2 separate regions of the Homo sapiens genome follow, and region 2 is linked to region 1. Evidence: chromatin loops called from intact Hi-C (ENCODE). Cell type or tissue: dorsolateral prefrontal cortex. All regions are shown on one strand. Each heading gives the region's core, and the rest is flanking DNA. Links, peaks and the distances in the headings are about the cores only. Region 1 overlaps RBFOX1 (RNA binding fox-1 homolog 1). Region 2 overlaps RBFOX1 (RNA binding fox-1 homolog 1).

Region 1 (9,441 bases), core at 436-8,435:
ACATGTTGTATCTCCTGGGCCATTCTCGTTTCTAAGCAGCTTTCTTCCAAACTCCATTTGTCCCACGATACTTCAGCATTTACCAGGAGAAATATCTCTGCTTTGCACATGCTAGAAACAAACTCAACTTAAGTGAACACAGAGTGTGACTTTAAGACCCAACTCCCAAGTAAGGTGGAATTCTGCTTTCATATGTCACTCTACCTTCCAACAAACTAATCTGAGGTCATATATTAAGGGTTGCAAGTCTAAAGTTAGAAGAGAATGAGGTACTTTCTACACACAGCCAAGAACCCTTTAGAAGCCCATTTCCCTCTAGGGTTTTGATAATATTCCCAGAGACAGAAGTATTAGGCTTTCCAGGCAGCTGTATATAAACATCTTCTTTGTTTCTATGTCTAAACTGGCACTTTAAAACATTTTAATGGATTGCTGGGAAGGCTCCTACAATACTATCTTCCTCACCTTTTAGCCGTCAGAACGCCTGTAAGACTGCAGAAGATAAAAGGTACTTGATAAACTATTTTATTAATGAGTGAGTGAATGACTGAATTAGATTTACCTTGATTCTCACTCTATGCTATACAGTAGAATCAACTGAGGAGCTTCTAAACAAATCTTGATCGTCAGGTCCCAATCTCAAGTAAATTAAATCAGAATCCCTGGGGTCTGGTGACCCCAATTATATACATATAATCATATATATCTCCCAGGTAAGTCTATTTTGGAAAGACAGATGAAAACTAAGAAGAAAATATCAGCAAAATCATATAAAGAACAAAACTCCTTAGTTTAGTATCTCCATTTCAACAGAAGCTATTCACTTCTGAGGCCACTGGGAATATGTGAGAAACAGGATCAAATGAATTATTTAAAGTTATCCCCGTATGATTTGTTGACTGTATTAACAAAAATGAATGCTGGTAAAGTGACACTACTTTGACTAAAAGTGTGTGTATGTATACAAATATACGTGTGCGTATGTATGCATATGTATACATGTACTATATATATATCATTATCTAAAAATTCATCAGTTCTTCTCTGGCCACTGTTTTGAATGCTACATGAATTAGATCAACTATTCCAATTATGCAGATAAATTTCACATAATGACCTACAATTAGTTTAATGGCTTTGAAATTCAGAAGGTAAGGAGACACCGTGTTTCTTCTATTGAGCATTAAATATAAAATGCCTCTGATTGACTGTCATGAAAACCCAATTTTATTGCTATTTGAATTATTCAGAATCAATATCCAACATTAGCCAGCGTGGGGCAGCTCCAATATGAGGCAGCTTCTGAAAGCACTGCTTCCCTATATTGAGTAATTGTGCTTTTTGTGGGGGATAATGAGCTGTTTGCTACATGTCACCACTTCAGATGCGTTGAGAATTAAAAACTTTATCTTCCCTTTATATTATGTAATAAAAGGGATTACTTCATAGAGATGAACAATTTCCAAGGTTATGAAACATACAAAATACAACTGGGCTCAAGGAATAACCTCTTCTAGAAGAAGAAACAACGACAAGACATTGGGATTTAACTGTTTATACAGGAGAGAAATTTGCTCAAGTTACGTTTTTCACTATTTGATAAGTAAACTGCAACCTTGTATTTCCCCAAGCTGAAAACTGCTTAAAGGCATAAATACCACAATATAGCAGTCCTGCAGAAGCTTCACTTAAGGTGATACAATGACCGTAAGAAGTGACACTGCTTGAAGTAATTTTCCAAAAAGCATAATGAATGGATATGAAAACAAAAGTCAAAACTAATGATAAAATATTAACCATTTATTGAAGTTCACTTGGTGGCTAGCTCTATGCTAAAATCCTGACTGCATTATGTTACTTAGATCTCAAAACAAACCTGTGAGGATGGAAATACTACAATTTCTTCAATTTACAGATAGGGAATTTAAAGAGACCAAAATAATTTTCTTCCCTTCATCTCTGTGCGTACGTAGTAGAACTAGCCTTCCAAAACAGGCTGTATGATTTCAAAATGGAATCAGGTAAATACTGGACTGTAAGTTAATGCCACTAACATGCCCGAGGAGGAACAGAGAAACAAAGTCAAATGTCCTGGAAAACATTAAAGACCTCAAATGCCTGACAAAACAAATACTGGACGGATGCTACTGAACTCAGCAGGGTACTTCATGGAGAGACTCACACGTGTGAGCCCATTTGATAGGTGTACCAGGGACATTTGTAAGTAGACACATTCCTCATTTCTACCTTAAGGAAGGAGGGGGTAGAAGACCCTATCCCAAATTCATACTGAAACCTAGTATGGCGGCACAACTCCACTCAAGCATAGGCCCCAAGAGCTGTTTGTACGGTTCCCTCTCCCCTCATTAAACTCCTGGCTCACGCTAATAAATCAGTGTACAATTTGCGTATAATCCAGTTTTTGCCCTGTGCTTCATCTGGTGTAGGTGGAAGCAGCGGGGGAATATGAAGGAAAAAAAGAAAAAAAAACCAGGAACAATTGTAAAATGAAGACTAATGAGAACCTGGATACTTAAGAAAATATTCTTTAGATAGTTTCTATTAGGTTGGTGCAAAAGCAATTGCGTTTTTTTTTCTACTGAAAGAAATGGCAAAAAACGCAATTAATTTTACATTAACCTATTATTACCTTTTAGAAGTCACCAGAAATGTCCAGTCTGCAGGTTGAGGGATTGTCAGAATTGCAGGATAGTGAGTCTCACCTCTTCTTTCTATGGAATTGCGACTTTTGAAGGCAAATATATACATGTTTTATATATACACACACACACATATATTTATGTGTGTCTGTGTGTGTTTTGTGTGTCTCTCTCTGTGTCTGTGTGTGTGTGTGTTCAGTCCAAATACCTGAAGGTCATGAGGCGCTCTCATCGTATGTCATTATTTCTCTGGGTCTGCACTGCCTCCCAGTCTCTGGGTAGCACATAGGCTGTGCCATTAGAAAGTGTTAATTGTGTCCTGAAAGTGTCCTTTATTTCCCTCCTCAGCCATTTATAGCACAGCCAATAATAATTCCCAAGCCACCCCCAAATCATCCCACAGAGAGAACTTGGTGTTCCTTAAAACTAGCCAGATATATTAGGTACCCTGGTAGGGAACATAGCAATTACGTAAGTTAATGATATTCAAAGACACAAGTTTTAGGAAGCAGCAGCCACAGCAGAAGGAAGAGAAAACGCACAGGCAAGCCCAGGGGTCCAGTCCAGACGCTGATCAGCAAGCTAGTTCTCTGGGCATGCACACCTGTTTGAAATCATAGTGTTTGCTGAACTGATAGAATATGACCAGGAAAGCAGCTATGTACATTAAAGGCATCCTTGCCTTCTCTCATTGTTCACAAGAACCTGAACATGTCCAGGCACTGTACTTTGATTTCAGTTTATCTAGTGATAGTTCCACCTTCACCTACTTGGGAACGGGAAGAGCTAAAGCAGATCTTAAGACAAGTCGTGATTTTATCTCCTTTGCAAAGTTAAAAAAAAAAAAAGAAAAAATAGCGTTTTATTTTTATTTATTATTTTTTTACAAATGCAAAAATTTGCTTTTGCCTCTTTACAGGTAGTAATTTGAAAGCACACTACTTAAAACCTAATGGAAATGTTACATAAAACCAGAGTCACAATGAATTCAAAAATTTCCCTTGCTGGGGTAGGGGGTAGGAATTAGTGGTATTCTAGAGCAAACGGGTGAGATCTTGCTATGCATGAAACGCAGGATCCATTTTTAATAACAGTAAAAAAGGAAATTTACTGCCCCCTCCTGGCTCTGTGTAACAAAGTTCTCTCATATTTAACACTGAATAACATAATCACGTAGGAGTCAACACGGAACAAATCTTAATTCCTCTCTCTTTGCCGAGACAGAAAGGGTGATTTGCAATGCTGAAAGGATAATGAAAGGGCCAGTGTTATTATTTAACATAAAAAATAGATTTCCTGGTTTCCCTCAAGTGTTTATCATCAGATACAGGGGACAATATCAAACTGAATTACCAAGTATCATCTCTGATAAATCAAATGAGAAACACTGCTGGAAAAAGGCAAACAGTATTGCACAACCCAATGCTTGAAGAGCACACACGGCGCCAGAAAATGGCTTAAAATGATAGAATTTTCAACATTTTTGGTTCATTTATAGAAAAAGAAAACAGATGGAAATCTACCCTGAATATAGAGTTTTAGAAGAACTAATCTGAACTCTTCTTTTTAAGTAAAAGCAAATGTATTAAGAAATTAAAAGGAATAAAGAATGACTACTCCATAGGCATAGCAGCCCCAAGAGCTGATGGTTGGATATTTTTATGATTATCTCTTGATTATATGCTAAACAGGGGGTGGATTATTTGTGAGTTTTCCAGGAAAGGGGTGGGCAATTCCCAAAACTGAGGGTTCATCCCCTAAGGCTGAGACCCACTGGGCTGCATTCACGGTAGGTTGGGGATTGTGAGTCACAGGATGTGACAGATGGTCGGCACCAGGTACAGGTCACAAAGACCTCGTTGGTAAAAAGATGCCTTAAAAAGCTAGCCAAAACCGGCCGGGCGCGGTGGCTCAAACCTGTAATCCCAGCACTTTGGGAGGCCGAGGTGGGTGGATCACGAGGTCAGGAGATCCAGACCATCCTGGCTAACACGGTGAAACCCTGTCCCTACTAAAAATACAAAAAAATTAGCTGGGCATGGTGGCGGGTGCCTGCAGTCCCAGTTACTCGGGAGGCTGAGGCAGGAGAATGGCGTGAACCCGGGACGCAGAGCTTGCAGTGAGCCGAGATCGCACCACTGCACTCCAGCAAGGGCGACAGAGCAAGACTTTGTCTCAAAAAAAAAAGAAAAAAAAAAAAAAAGCTAGCCAAAACCAAGAGGGCAACAAAAGTGACTCCTGGCTGTCCCCATTACTCATTATACACTATTTGTAATGCATTTGCATGCCAAAAGACACTCCCACTACTGCCATGACAGTTTACAAATGCTACAGCAAGGTCAGGAAGTTACCCTATATGGCTTTGGGGGAGGCAGAGCATTAGGAAAAATAACTAATGCACACCTAGGTGATGGGTTGATAGGTGAAGCAAATCACAATGGTACACATTTACTTATGTAACAAACCTGCACATTCTGCAAGTGTACCCCAGAACTTAGAATAAAAATTAAAATTAAAAAAAAAAGTTACCCTATATGGTCTAATCTGAACTCTTAAATGTTGACTTTGAGGCAGTCTTAGTCTATTCGGGCTGCTATAACAAAATTCCACAGACTGGGTGGCTTCTAAATAACAGAAATTTATTTTCTTATAGTTCTGGAGGCCGGGAAGTCCAAGATCAAGATCCTGGTAGATTTGGTGTCTGGTGAGGGCCTGCTTCCTCGTCCACAGAAGATGGCAGCCAGGTGTGGTGGCTAATGCCTTTAATCCCAGCACTTTGGGAGGACGAGGTGGGTGGATCACCTGAGGTCAGGAGTTCGAGACCAGCCTGGCAACATGGTGAAACCTGTCTCTACTAAAAATATAAAAATTTGCTGGGCATGCTGGAGTGCACCTGTAATCCCACCAACTGGGGAGGCTGAGGCAAGAGAACTGCTTGAAGCCAGGAGGCAGAGGTTACAGTCAGCAGAGATTGCACCACTGCACACCAGCATGGGTGACAAGAGTGAAACTCCAACTCAAAAAAAAAAAAAAAAAATGGAAGATGCCTTCTCGCCGTCCTCATATCAGGACAACAAGGCAAGGAGGTCTGTAAAGCCTCTTTTATAATGGCACTAATCCCATTCATGAAGTCCCTGCCACCATGGCCTCATCACCTCCTAATACTATCACCCGGGGTATAAATATTTCATATAAATGTTCAGGGTACACAAATATTCAGACCATAGTAGAGGCAAATATCCACTTCTCCCAAACGGTTAAGTGAAAATCCTACTTGCCCTCAGCAATGGGCCAAGGTGGAGCCCACTTCCAACTTCCTATTTTCCTGATGGATCATGACTGGGTGAGTGCTCTGTATCTGGCCAGGGTGTGGAGCTGGAAACAATGGTGAGAACCTCGTGCAGAACATACAGGTCAGTAAGCTAAGATCTTGAGTACGTAGCTGGAAGACTCTCCAGAAGTCTAGGGGAGCCTCATCACCAGGTTCCTGTCTAACTGCAAAGAAAAAAAAAATCTTCACGAGACAGATGCAGCTTTCTGTAACTCATTCCTTGTTTTCAAAATCAGACTATTTGCTCCTCAAAAATACTAATATATGCAAATCGTAAAATTAAAACAAAGATCACAATATACAACAGGGCTCACTCAAGATATCCCCTACTGCCATCCACTTCTCCAAAGTAAACCAATGACTTGTGTTAGAACCTTCCAGAAATGTTATGCACATACAAACACAATCTATAATTGTATTATTTTTTCTACCCAGATCAAAACTATAATACATAACATTATGCCCTTTTGTGTGTTCACCAATAATGTATCTTTGAGATAACTCCATAGTGGTATCTTTAAGTCTTTATCTTTTTAATCCACAGTTGCATGCTATACTCAATGTTATAACCTGCCTATGCTCGGTGAATTCTCACGACCACTCTGATACAGTAGGTGCCTATATTAAATGATTGTCCAGGTAAGAAACACGAAGAAACTGCTTGCCCAAAGTCTCACAGTATTAGTGGGAAAGCCACAATGTAAACCCCAATGCCCACACTTTTATCCACTATATTACACTGCCTTCCTAAATATTAGCTACTACTGAGTTTTACAGAGCATCAGCAACCAAGACAAACACGTTGTGAAAACTCTGGTGTCCACATCACCACTCATGGGACATTGCCCATCCCCTCCCCAAAGCCTGGGTAGCTCTCAGATCCTTTCCACTTATCTCTGATGGGAGCTACTTAGGAGGTGACTGATAAAGTGTCAAATACCATCACTTGCAGAACTCCTGACTTGCCTAGAAGCAGAGGGCCCCCTAGTCCCCAACCACAAATATTCACTCTACCCCACGGGGGGCCAGACCAGGCACAGATGTCAGTGTGCCAAAGCTACATTTGGATTTCTTACTGATGAATATTGCAGCCAATGTACCCATCTGGCCGCTGAGATAAATAATGTAAAAATGAAGATATGCCTACATAATTCATGTAGTATTGATGAACGGGGCCCTTAATTCAGACTGCTTCTACAAATCATTTAATTATGGGTTGTGCAACTGCAAGAGAGACACAGAATTTTAGCCATATTTAAATGGTTTCCAGTTGGATATTTTCAAGTACACAAGACAGAAACTTAAGGACCCCTTGATTATTCTAAAGAAGTCTGTAGGTTCTCATTAATATCACACAAACATGGTACTGAGTATACAAAATGACTTGGCAAAATGCCAAGTATTTATCTACATGGTAAATATTCCATCAATGGAATATGCCGCTTTCATCAGAAAGGAGTGGATGGAAGAGAATGAGATGTTTCCAGCTGCTCTGCAAATAATATACTTCCTAAGGACATGACCAAGATGACTTAGAGCAACCTCCTCACACCTGTTAGAAAGGCTACCGCCAAAACAAACAAGCAAACAAAAACAGAAAATAACAAAAGTTGGCGAGGCTGTGGAGAAGTGGAAACTCTTAGGCACTGTGGGTGGAAATGCAAAACGGTTTAGCCTCTTGGAAAACAGGATAGTGGTTCCTTCAAAACTTAAAACTAGAAATATCACATGATCTGGTAATTCCATTTTTGGGTATGTACCACAGGAATGGAAAGCAGGGTCCCAGAGAGATATCTGTGCAACCGCGCTTATACCAGTATTATTCATAATAGCCCAAAGGTGAAAGCAATCCAAGCGTTCATCAGTAGATACATAGGAGGAAATACCATTTAACCTTAAATAGGAAGGAAATTTTGATACATGCTGTAATACAGATGAACCTTAGGACAGGGCGAGGGAGCAGGAATGGATTTGGCTTTGAGCAGGGATGTGGAAATGCAGAGGCCAGGTGAGGTCTCGTTATTTTGGGGGGATAATGTGGGCTGGTGGGGGGTGCTTACTAATACTCCTGCAATAGGCGTGTGAGCGTGATCCCTGAAATGAGTGGGAATTTCCACGCCCAAAAGGAAGCAGCTGCAGGGCCAGTGCCTGGGTCAAAAAATTAATTAATTAATTAATTAAACAAATACATTAATGAATTAAATAAGACAGTCACAAAAAGACAAACGCTGTGTGATTCTACTCATGTATGAGGTAGCTAGAATAGGAATTCACAAAGAGGGAAAGTGGAATGGTGGTTGCCAGGAGCTGGAGGGTAAGGAGAATGGGGAGCTGTTATTTAACAAACATAAAGCTTCCATCTTACAAGATGAAAAAGTTCTGCAGATTGGTTATACAAAAATATGAATGCATTTAACATTACAGAACTGTACACTTAAAAATGGTTAACACGGTTTTGTTGTTGTTGTTTTTGAGACAGAGTCTCGCTCTGTCCCCCAGGCTGGAGTGCAGTGGCATGATCTCGGCTCACTGTAACCTCCGCCTCCCGGGTTCAAGTGATTCCCTTGCCTTGGCCTCCCAAGTAGTTGGGATTACAGGCACCCGCCACCATGCCCAGCTAATTTTTGTAGTTTTAGTACAGACAGGGTTTTACCATGTTGGCCAGACTGGTCTCAAAATCCTGACCTCAGGTGATCCACCTGCCTTGGCCTTCCAAAGTACTGGGATTATAGGAGTGAGCCACCGTGCCCGGCCAACATGATATGTTTTATGTTACGTGTACTTTACCACAATTACATTTTTTAAAATGGTTACATAAAGCAAACACTGAGCTATCAGAAGAGGCAATATTCTACTGTTTATTGTGAACAGACTATGCCTGACCACCAGCATAAAAGCTGCATATTCGTGACCTCATCTTAGCCCTCATGATCCTTATGTTAAGTAGGAATTAATACTGTCCCAGTATTAATGTACCTGGAGCTTCAAAACCAATTAATAACATGGTAGCATCATGTTAAGGTAAAATGGATGGATTGTGCAAAGAGAGGGAATGAATCATGGTTCTGATATTCACTTGTGGGATACACTTCAGCAACATCCTTAATCCTTCAGAAGTACCTACTTTATCACCTATTTGAAGAATAAAAAAGGTGGCACACTCAGAAATGAAGCTCATGTTTCCAATCATTCATGTGTGTCCCAGCTGACCCACCACCCTGGTCTCTCTAGCTCTTCCTGACACATGTCTCCTTCTCACCAACTATTCTCCCGACACGTCTCTTTCTCCCCAACTATTCTCCAGCAGCACCCCTCTCACTTCTGTTTCTCCATCATACCATGCTCCTTCCAGCTCAGGGCCTCTGCCTTTGCTGTTCCTGCTGCCTGTAACACCCTTTCCTGAATTATCCCTGGCTGGCTCCTCTTGAACACATAGGTCGTGTATGAGTC
Region 2 (9,441 bases), core at 423-8,422, 80 kb before region 1:
ACTTCTCAGACTTCAGTTTGTTCTATGCTGTGTTCCTATGGACTTCGGATGGGGTAGCAATTCTGTACCAAGGTTATGGCACTTTTGGTTGAAGGCTTCATATACAATAGGATATAGTCTCAGGTGCACAGAAACTTATTCCACACTGCCTCCTGGGGTGAATGACAGCTCTTCAATGTAGATGAGGAAGATAATATTTTTGTATCTCAGGTACCCCATAAATCAATACATCTATGTGTATATCCACAAAAATTTTAAAAAATAATTCTTTAAAAATGCACCTTTAGAAAGTGTCTGGCACAGTGGCTGGCACTTAGAGGCAATCTACATTAGTTTATTTCTTCCCTCTGGTTAAAGAAAAACTTCAGCCAAATTAAATTTAAAGAAGTTTAATTGAGCAATGAACGATTCAGAAGGCAGCCCCCAGAATCACATGAGATTCAGAGACTCCAGCGTAGCCAAGGTGGTGAAAGAAAATTCATAGACAGAAAAAGGGAAATGACTTACAGAAATCAGCAGTGAGGTACACAAACAGCTGAACTGGTGACAGGTTGGTGTTTGCCTTTTTTGAACACTTAGCAGTCTATGGGTGGTTGAAGTATGGCGGCTGGGATTGGCCAAGACTCAACTATTGTTACAGGTGCATACTCCTAAGTCAGGTTTTCAGTCTTGTCTATTAAGCTAGGTTACAGTTCATCCACAAGGACTCAAATATAGAAGTACAGAGTCCTTCTCAGGACATATTTAGTTTGCGTTAACATCTTGCTTTGGGATTATCCGATATTGTTCCCTGCTAAAGGTGTTACAGGAAGTATTCCCTTGGTAAGAGGTAGTGATTTTCTATGAATTAGAGATATTGTATGTTATGACTGGGAGAAGACACAGATACAGTTAATACCCAGACCCAGAGATAACCAGGTATTTGTCTGTGGAGAAAAGAACAGTATTACCTGGGGGCAGAGGTTGGAGGAAGCATTACTCTTCACTGTATACCATTTTTCTGCCTGGTAAAATAAGATTCATATTAATCTATTATCTATTCAAAATTTACATTAAAATAACAACTACCAACACCCTGAGATGATAAATTTGGCAGTTATTCCCCATCAGACAATGTTTGTTGAGTATGCAAACCTGTCCCTCTTAATCTCAGAGAGTAATGGTGCTGTTTTATTTTCCATCTGAGAGCTATTCACTGGGGAAGCAAGGGGTGAGATCCTTGGGATGTAGTTTATTCACTGCAAGAAAAGGAACTCTGCTTCCATAGCACTTAAGAAAGCAATACTTTAGGCATTGAAGGGAGTGACAAGGGTGCTTCAGTGAAGTAGGCATAATCAGATGGGAATCAGTGGTGGGGTGATATTAGAAAGGCAGGAGAGAAAAAGATAAGAGGTAATTCCAAAGTGATGGGGCATCAGTAGAATATAAAGGCTACATGCTGGAAGCTAGTGCATACTTCAATAGAACTATATATATATATATATATATACACACACACACACACACATATATAAGGTATAATATGCATATTATATATAGTTCTATGCATATTGCTACATCCTATATATATCTAGTTCTATTGAGTATGATTATATATATATAGTTCTATTGTATAGGATAGTATATATACATATACACAAGGTATAATTTGCATATTATATATAGTTCTATGCATATATATATACAGGGTACAATACGCATATTATATATAATGCATATATTACATATGCATATTATACCCTATATATATATACACACACACACACACACAATAATATATATTCAACAGAACTAGATATATATACTAACATACATATTCAATAGAACTATATATATAATAAGCATCTTTTTTTGAGATGGAGTCTCGCTCTGTCACCAGGCTGGAGTACAGTGACACAATCTTAGCTCACTACAACCTCCATCTCCTGGATTCAAGTGATTCTTCTGCCTTAGCCTCCCGAGTAGCTCCGATTACAGGCGTCTGCCACCATGCCCAGCCAAATTTTTTATTTTTAGTGGAGATGGGCTTTCACCATGCTCGCCAGGCTGGTCTCAATCTCGTGACCTTGTGATCTGCCTGCCTCAGGCTCCCAAAGTGCTGGGATTACAGGTGTGAGCCACCACACTCCGCCATAGTATGCATCTTAATATCATAGGACAAGCAAAGTCCCATTAGTGAGTGCAGAACTCAGGACCCCAGCCCTGTGTGCTACTCCAACATTCCTCCAGCATTTCCCATCCAGGTGAATGGCACCACCATTCAGTCAACCAACCCTAAATGCAGAAATCAACTTGGACTCACTCATCCTTGTCTCAAAATTCCCATTATCAATTTATTGCCAAGTTCTCTTCATTGTATGCCCTAGAACTCTTGAATCTGCTGTTTAGTTCCCATCATCTCCCTCAATACCTTAGTTTAAGAGGGCATCAGCTGTCACTTGAACTACTGGAACAGACTCCTAACTGGTCTCCCTGTCCAATCTCCAATCTGTTTCTCACATTGTAACCAGTGTTTTATTAAAAGGAAAAAAAGAGGCTGGGCACGGTGGCTTACACCTGTAATCCCAGCACTTTGGGAGGCTGAAGCAGGCATACTACTTGAGGTCAGGAGTTCAAGACCAGCCTGGCAATCATGCTGAAACCCCATCTCTGCTAAAAATACAAAAATCAGCTGGACGTGGTGAGACGTGCCTGCAATCTCAGCTACTTAGGAGGCTGAGGCAGGAGAATCACTTGAACCCAGGAGGTGGAGTTTGCAGTGAGCTGAGATCATGCTATTGCACTCCAGCCTGGGTAACAGAGCAAGACTTTCTCTCAAAAAAAAAAAAAAATATATATATATATATATATTTATATATTTATTTATATATATAAATGAAAAGGAAAGAGAAAAAGAAACAAAGAAAAAATAGAAAAAGAAAGGGAGAAAAAACAGAAAGATGCTCCCCTGGTAATACATGTAAGACAATATCACCTCATTAATATCAATATTATCATTTTAGCGCATATAATACAAATCTGTTACCGCGTGTAGGTAAAAGACATGTTTTAAAAAACCAATGATGTGATCAAATTTGCTGGGAACTAGTTCAGGCTCTTTAAAATCCATTTCTTCTCCACAGACTATCCATGTAAGATGGTGAACTCATTCAAATGCTTTTATTTACTGGTCAGAATAGGCCCAGCAAAGATACTTTCTGAAATTATTTAACATTTGTTAGCTCTAGTTAGCATATGAATTTGAAAAAGATGCAAATGTATTACAGTCTTTCTGGTTTTTCCTTATTACAGACCAGTTTCTCATTCCATCTTTCAAAACTCTATAGTTTTTTGGATGACATTAAAGTAAATATTCAACATTATCAGGTTACTACAAAGCTTTATAATGACTTTCAGGAAGGAAAAGTACTTCATAAAAATCTCTAAAACAAATACTGGCTATAGAACAACATCCAATTAATTAATTTGCTAATTTTTCTCTTATATTGTGACCTGTGGCAATTCTATACTCATTTCTATTCTAACTAATTCCACTCTAAATCATCTAAATATTCAAACTGGTTCTTGGATGAATCATCTTTGTGAACCATATACTTCTCCAAGCTGCTGGATGACTTCTTATAGAGCTGCAACTAGCAAATATTTTGAGTATGAATACCCACAGTTTTTCCCCTTCTCACCTCACAAAAGGTAACTCCTCCTTTTCCAGCTTGGCTTTTGGAATTCTATGGTTTAGAACTAAAGCAATGAGTAAAGAAGATACAACAGGGAAAGTAAAGGCTAGTGATTCGTGTTGGAAAGAGCCAAGTGTGACTGTAAGGAGAAAGGCGGAGATAGATGCTGAGGACAACAGGGCAGCGAAGATGTGAAAATCTCCACATGGCTTGGGTGTTACACTTCAGACTTTACAGTGGAGGGAAAAACCTTGAAGAAAGGAGGGTACATTGTGAGGCATGCAGAATGGACAAGATGGTAAGGATAATTTCACATGTTTTCAGCATTCATTAACAGACTTCCCTCCTTGTAAACATCCTCGAAGAGATACCAGGAATAATTTGATTTGCTCTTCATTGTCTGATGATCTGTATTCCTTTCAATGTGATAACTGAAGTGAGAATTTTTTTAACTTTTATTTTAGGCTCAGAGGTACATGTACAGGTTCATTACATAGGTAAACTCATGTTATGGGGATGGTACAGATTATTTCACCACCCAGGTACTAAGCCAAGTACCCAAGTTATTTTTTTCTGCTCTTCTCCCTCCTCCTACCCTCTATCCTCCAGGAGACCCCAAAGTCTGCTGTTCCCCTCTGTGTGTCCATGTGTTCAAATCACTGAATTCCCACTTGTAAGTGAGAACATGCAATATTTGTTTTTTTGTTCCTGTCATAGTTTGCTAAGGAAAATGGCCTCAAGCTCCATCCATGTTCCTGCAAAAGACAGGATCTCATTTTTTATGGCTGCATAGTATTCCATGGTGTAGATGTACCACATTTTCTTTAGCCAATCTGTTATTGCTGGGCCTTTAGGTTGATTCCATATCTTTGCTATTGTGAGTAATGCTGCAGTGAACATTCACGTGCATGGGTCTTTATGGTAGAATAATTTATATTCCTCTGCATATAAACCCAGTAATGGGACTGGTAGGTCAAATGGTATTCAGTTTTCAGATCTTTGATGAATTGCCTTTCACAGTGCTTTTCACAATGAACTAATTTACACTCCGACCAACAGCATATGAGAAGTCTTTGAATCTCGCTTTTTGTTTTTCAGTTAATGTTTGGGACACATGGCCTTTTTAAGAATGAAATTGACTATGGAGGACATAACTGCCAATACTTTACCTATAAGAAGTCAGAGTGGCAAATGCACATACTTGGCAATAGAGTAGGGAACGGCCCCCAATCCACTGCGTCCCATTCTAGGGCTCTCATGAAGTAAACAGTACCCTGTTCTGCCCCAGTCATGTGTGAGGTCAGCACTCTTATTCTTTAGAAAGTTGGCTGTTCTAATGAATAGTTCATTCTCATTACTGACATCCTAATGAAAGAACACATTGTGAAACTTGATATTAATCCAATCAATCTTCCTAGCTTCCACAGTAGCCACATACAATATTTAGAGTCCAATTTAGAATTCTTTATTTGTAGGATGAAGATTATTTATGCACCTAGAGCTGTTGAGCCTGTTAGTTCCATTGGAGGGCGTGTACCATCCAGTCAAATCTTCAGTCAGCAAAGAGTTATTGTTGACCTGAAATACTGCAGGGCTAGATGGGGCATTAGGGATCCTATTAGAATTTAACTTCCATGAAGGAAGAAGTCTTATCAATTTACCCTGGAGTTAAAATTTGTATGTATTGGCAGGGCTGGGTGGCTCATGCCTGTAATCCCAGGACTTTGGGAGGCTGAGGTGGGCGGATCAAGAGGTCAGGAGTTTGAGTCCAGCCTGGCCAACAAAGTGAAACCCCATCTCTACTAAAAATACAAACAAGTTAGCTGGGCATGGTGGCGGGCACCTGTAATCCCAGCTACTTGGATGCCTGAGGCAAGGAGAATCACTTGAACCCAGGAGGCAGAGGTTGCAGCGAGCTGAGATCATGTCATTGCACTCTAGCCAGGGTGACAGTGCAAGACTCCATCTCGAAAAAAAAAAAATTGTATGAGTTTTATGTACTATACAGTTTAGCTTCATATGTTATAACGTGCAAATATTAGGAAACTATGGGTTCTAAACAAGATGCCAGATCTACAACAATGGTAAAAGCTTACATTTCAGCAACACTCTGCAGCTTACAGCATGGTTTTTTATTGTAAAAGGAGTTCTTTAGGAAAAAATTAGAAATGTAGCCTGTGAATCTCCCAGTACAACTCTCTAACGAACATTCCTTATGAATCTTATTCTCTCACAAGTAATAGATTCTCAGAATTACTCTTAAGCAAGATAAGCCAAAACAAAGTCTCTATTCTCTGTCTGGTAAAATATCTGCATATTTGTTCAGGGAGAAATTATTAATGGTGAAAGATTCTTTTGCTAAAGTCCATTCGGTTTAGGAATCCTGTTTCCTTCTCAGTTACTTTATTTTACCACCATACATAATTTAAGAAGGCTGATTTTTGTTTATCTGTTTTCCATTTAGGAAATCTGGAAATCTAGATTATACACAGATTGCACTGGGGAGCTAAAAATTTCAGTCCCTAGGAAAGTAATAACAAATGTTTGTTTTTCCAAGGCCAGAACGCCACTCTCACTTTCTCCCTTCACTGGGAAAGGTTTCCAGATTGTGCCTGCAGATTGTTCTTCTCTGTACGGCTGGAGGCAACACTTCTGCTGTAGTTTTCTGCTTCCAATGACTAAGGAAACAATGCCAGTTCTGGGATGTGGGCCTTCCTGAAAATTGAAGTTTGCACTTTCATGCAGAAAGCTAACAGCAATGTCATAGGCAATGAGGGTCAAGTGAACATTTTCGACTATTTTCAATCATTTGGTGTCCTTAAATGTCTAACTCATGGCATTTAAAAGAAAAAAAAAATCAAGGCATGGTCTAGCTCAGAGGTTTTGAGTCTGCAGAGTGGGTGATGGGGAAATTAAACACACACACAAAGTAACATTTTGAGTTCAATGGAAATGAGTAAGTCCCTTTTCCTAGTAGCAAGGCAGCTAAAAGACTTTTAGAACAGATTAGAAAAGGAGAAAATAAAAATTGTTGTGGAAGAAGCCATCTTCCCTCTTCAATAAATATTTAACCCTAAGGGAAACTAAAATAACTTCTTTGCACAATTCCACTATGTCAGCTCCTTAAAAGAAAGGCAACTTAAGTTAGTTTATAAAATTCTTCATAGCCAAGTCTCCGAAAAATATTTTGGGTCAGCCTACTTCAAGAGTATCATCTAACAATCAGATTCTTACAACAACGTGGGGGAATGGCTTTTGCCGAAATGAATAAAGGAATATAAAAACCATCAAATAACATGCACTTTTTTTGTTTTTAATTGAGACGGAGTCTCACTGCCACCCAGGCTGGAGTACAGTAGCACAATCTCAACTCACTGCAATCTCGGCCACCCAGGTTCAAGCGATTCTCCTGCCTCACCCTCCCAAGTATCTGGGATTACAGGTGTGCACCACCATGCCCGAGTAACTTTTGTATTTTAAGTAGAGACAGGGTTTTGCCAAATTGGTCAGGCTGGTCTCAAACTCCTGACCTCAGGTGATGTGCCCACCTCGGCCTCCCAAAGTGCTGGAATTATAGGCATGAGCCACTGCGCCAGGCCATAACATGGACTTTCTAACATTAACTGTTAAAAGGGAAATGTCAAATAACATCCAAGCAATGAAATTCCCAGAGAAGCACAACAGGACCCTGTGTGGCAAATCAGGTCTCACTAACACAGGCCTCCACAACTACTGTTTCGGCACTGACTGAGTGGTTAAGTTAAATAATAAAAGCTGAGGCAGCCAGAGCCCATCTACAAAGGCTGGGATGCAACCAAAGCCCACCCAGAATTGTGCCCAGGCCTTTCCTGGGGCTTAAATCCTGACAAGATACTGAAGGATTTCTTAACAGGACTTGTTTAGGATTAAACAAGTTTTACTGGGATCTGAAGAAACTCCCCAGGCCTCCACAAACAAGTTTATTGCGGGGTCTAAAAGAACTCCCCCAACCTCCATGATTAGCACGAGACAAGATAAGGGTAATCACCCCAGCACCTAGACCCATTTAGATTAAATTTACTGAAGGTCCAGATGAAGGTCCTCAGGACTCAGATCTTAGGTACAGATGACAATAAATGAACCACTTAGGTCTTCAGATGAATGCACACTTACATGTAGACATACAACTTAGAAGGTATATAATCTTTGGAAAACTTTGTAATTTTGAGTCGGTCTGGCAATATTTTCCAGACCTTCTCCCTGTAACTGGTTACAGAAATAAAAACTCTCTTCCTCCCCAGTTCATCTGCACCTCATTATTAGACCACGAGAAATAGCAGTGTGACCCTCAGTTTGGTCCAGAAACACCTTTCCTGCCCAATTAGCTGTCTCCTGATGGACACATGAGTCTCCTGGCCATCTCCCCAACCTCCACCCCAATTATGGGCTTCCTTTTGCTGCACCCTAAATTTCAAGGGCCCTGACTTTTGCTTACCCATGACAAGCAGAATTTTATTGAGTCACTATAAACTGGCTCAATAATCTTTATATTTGCTATTAGGCTACACATGTGCCCGTTTTGCTTATTTATCTTCAGCTGAGCAGTTCCCAAGGGAAAGGAACTAGTATAAAGATAGATGCAATTACACCTTAAATACATAAGCCTGACCATTACCAAGAGCCTTGTATGGTTCTCTCTCAACTGTAGATCCCATTTATATGTTCTAAAGGACAAAATCATCATCACACTTCCCAGCATTTTAATTGCATGGCAAAATACATGATATGTAACGTTACTTTTTTTTTTTTTTTTTTGCATGTTCAATCTTGATTCTTGCCATTCACAGTGTGTTCCAAGACATCAACATCACCTAGGAGCATATCAGAAATGCTTAATAGGTCAATCCCCAGATCTACTGAATGGCAATCCGCACTTTTAACAAGTCCTCCGTCTGATTTTTGTGCATGTTCAAGTTTAAGTATCATTGAATTAAATGATTCTCACTTTTTCATTTATTGAACAAACATTTATTGATTTCCCACACTGTTGTCAGATACCCTTGAGAGATACTCAAACAGGGGCAAGACGGATAGCAAACTAGTTTCCAGATTTCCACTTGAAGTGAATTAACTTCCAACTACATAGAAAAACAACCAGAAGAAAATGAAAAATCCTTCCATTTTGTATGCTATTTATACAGTCACTCACATGAGATTTTAGTTTCAAAAGCTACTTTGTCATCTACTGCTTTCTAGAGACCCTTACTTTGTACTTTATCTAAAAGATAAAAGGAGTCTTTTTAGGAAAAACTGAACGTCCACGGGCCTACTCCAGTGATTTAAAAGGCAAAAATTTTAGGGAGAGAAAAAAGTAATTGCAAAGAATTAAAAAATGTTGGTATCCTGAATTTGCTCTTTAACCATCCGGCCAGGTGATTACCGGGCCCTCTAGAAGCTTGTTACTTAAAGTGTAGCGTGCACGGAAGGGCGGCTTTTGAATCACCTGGAAGCCTATTAGAAATGCAGATGCTCCGACCCCACCCGAGACTTATTGAACCAAAATTTGCATTTAGCAAGATCCCCAGGCAATGCCTATCACTGTTAAAGAGTGAGAAGCACTATCCTAGAGTAGGAAACCACTTCCTTAACTTATTGCATGAAAAACAAAAATAGGTAGCCCTGACTTTTGGTACTACCAGCCCGTCTGGTTGGCCCAGGACTAAGGTGTTTCCAGGGTGCTGGGTTTTCAATGCTGAGTGCTAAAACTGGGACAGTCTTGGGCAAACAG

Evidence for each region. A loop is a pair of places that touch in the nucleus more often than their neighbours do. Peaks named below come from ENCODE experiments on the same cell type or tissue, not always from the same donor. Only the 100,000 strongest peaks of a DNase experiment are listed, where the experiment ranks them.
Region 2: it touches region 1 in a loop (2.8-fold over the local background); 2 of 110 quality-filtered maps call a loop at or near these places.

The regions. Positions count from the first base shown.
Region 1 is chr16:6,720,465-6,729,905 of GRCh38, reverse strand. All of the region lies in intron 3 of RBFOX1 (RNA binding fox-1 homolog 1), which reads right to left. Among named protein-coding and RNA genes, the nearest start is that of RBFOX1, 710 kb to the right of the region's middle. In dorsolateral prefrontal cortex, for the core only: CTCF peaks have their summits at 3,557 and 3,763 (motif pointing left); no DNase peak of the experiment used is centred there; H3K27ac peaks cover 2,038 bases.
Region 2 is chr16:6,800,227-6,809,667 of GRCh38, reverse strand. The region is part of intron 3 of RBFOX1 (RNA binding fox-1 homolog 1); the gene reads right to left. Among named protein-coding and RNA genes, the nearest start is that of RBFOX1, 790 kb to the right of the region's middle. In dorsolateral prefrontal cortex, for the core only: no CTCF peak of the experiment used is centred there; no DNase peak of the experiment used is centred there.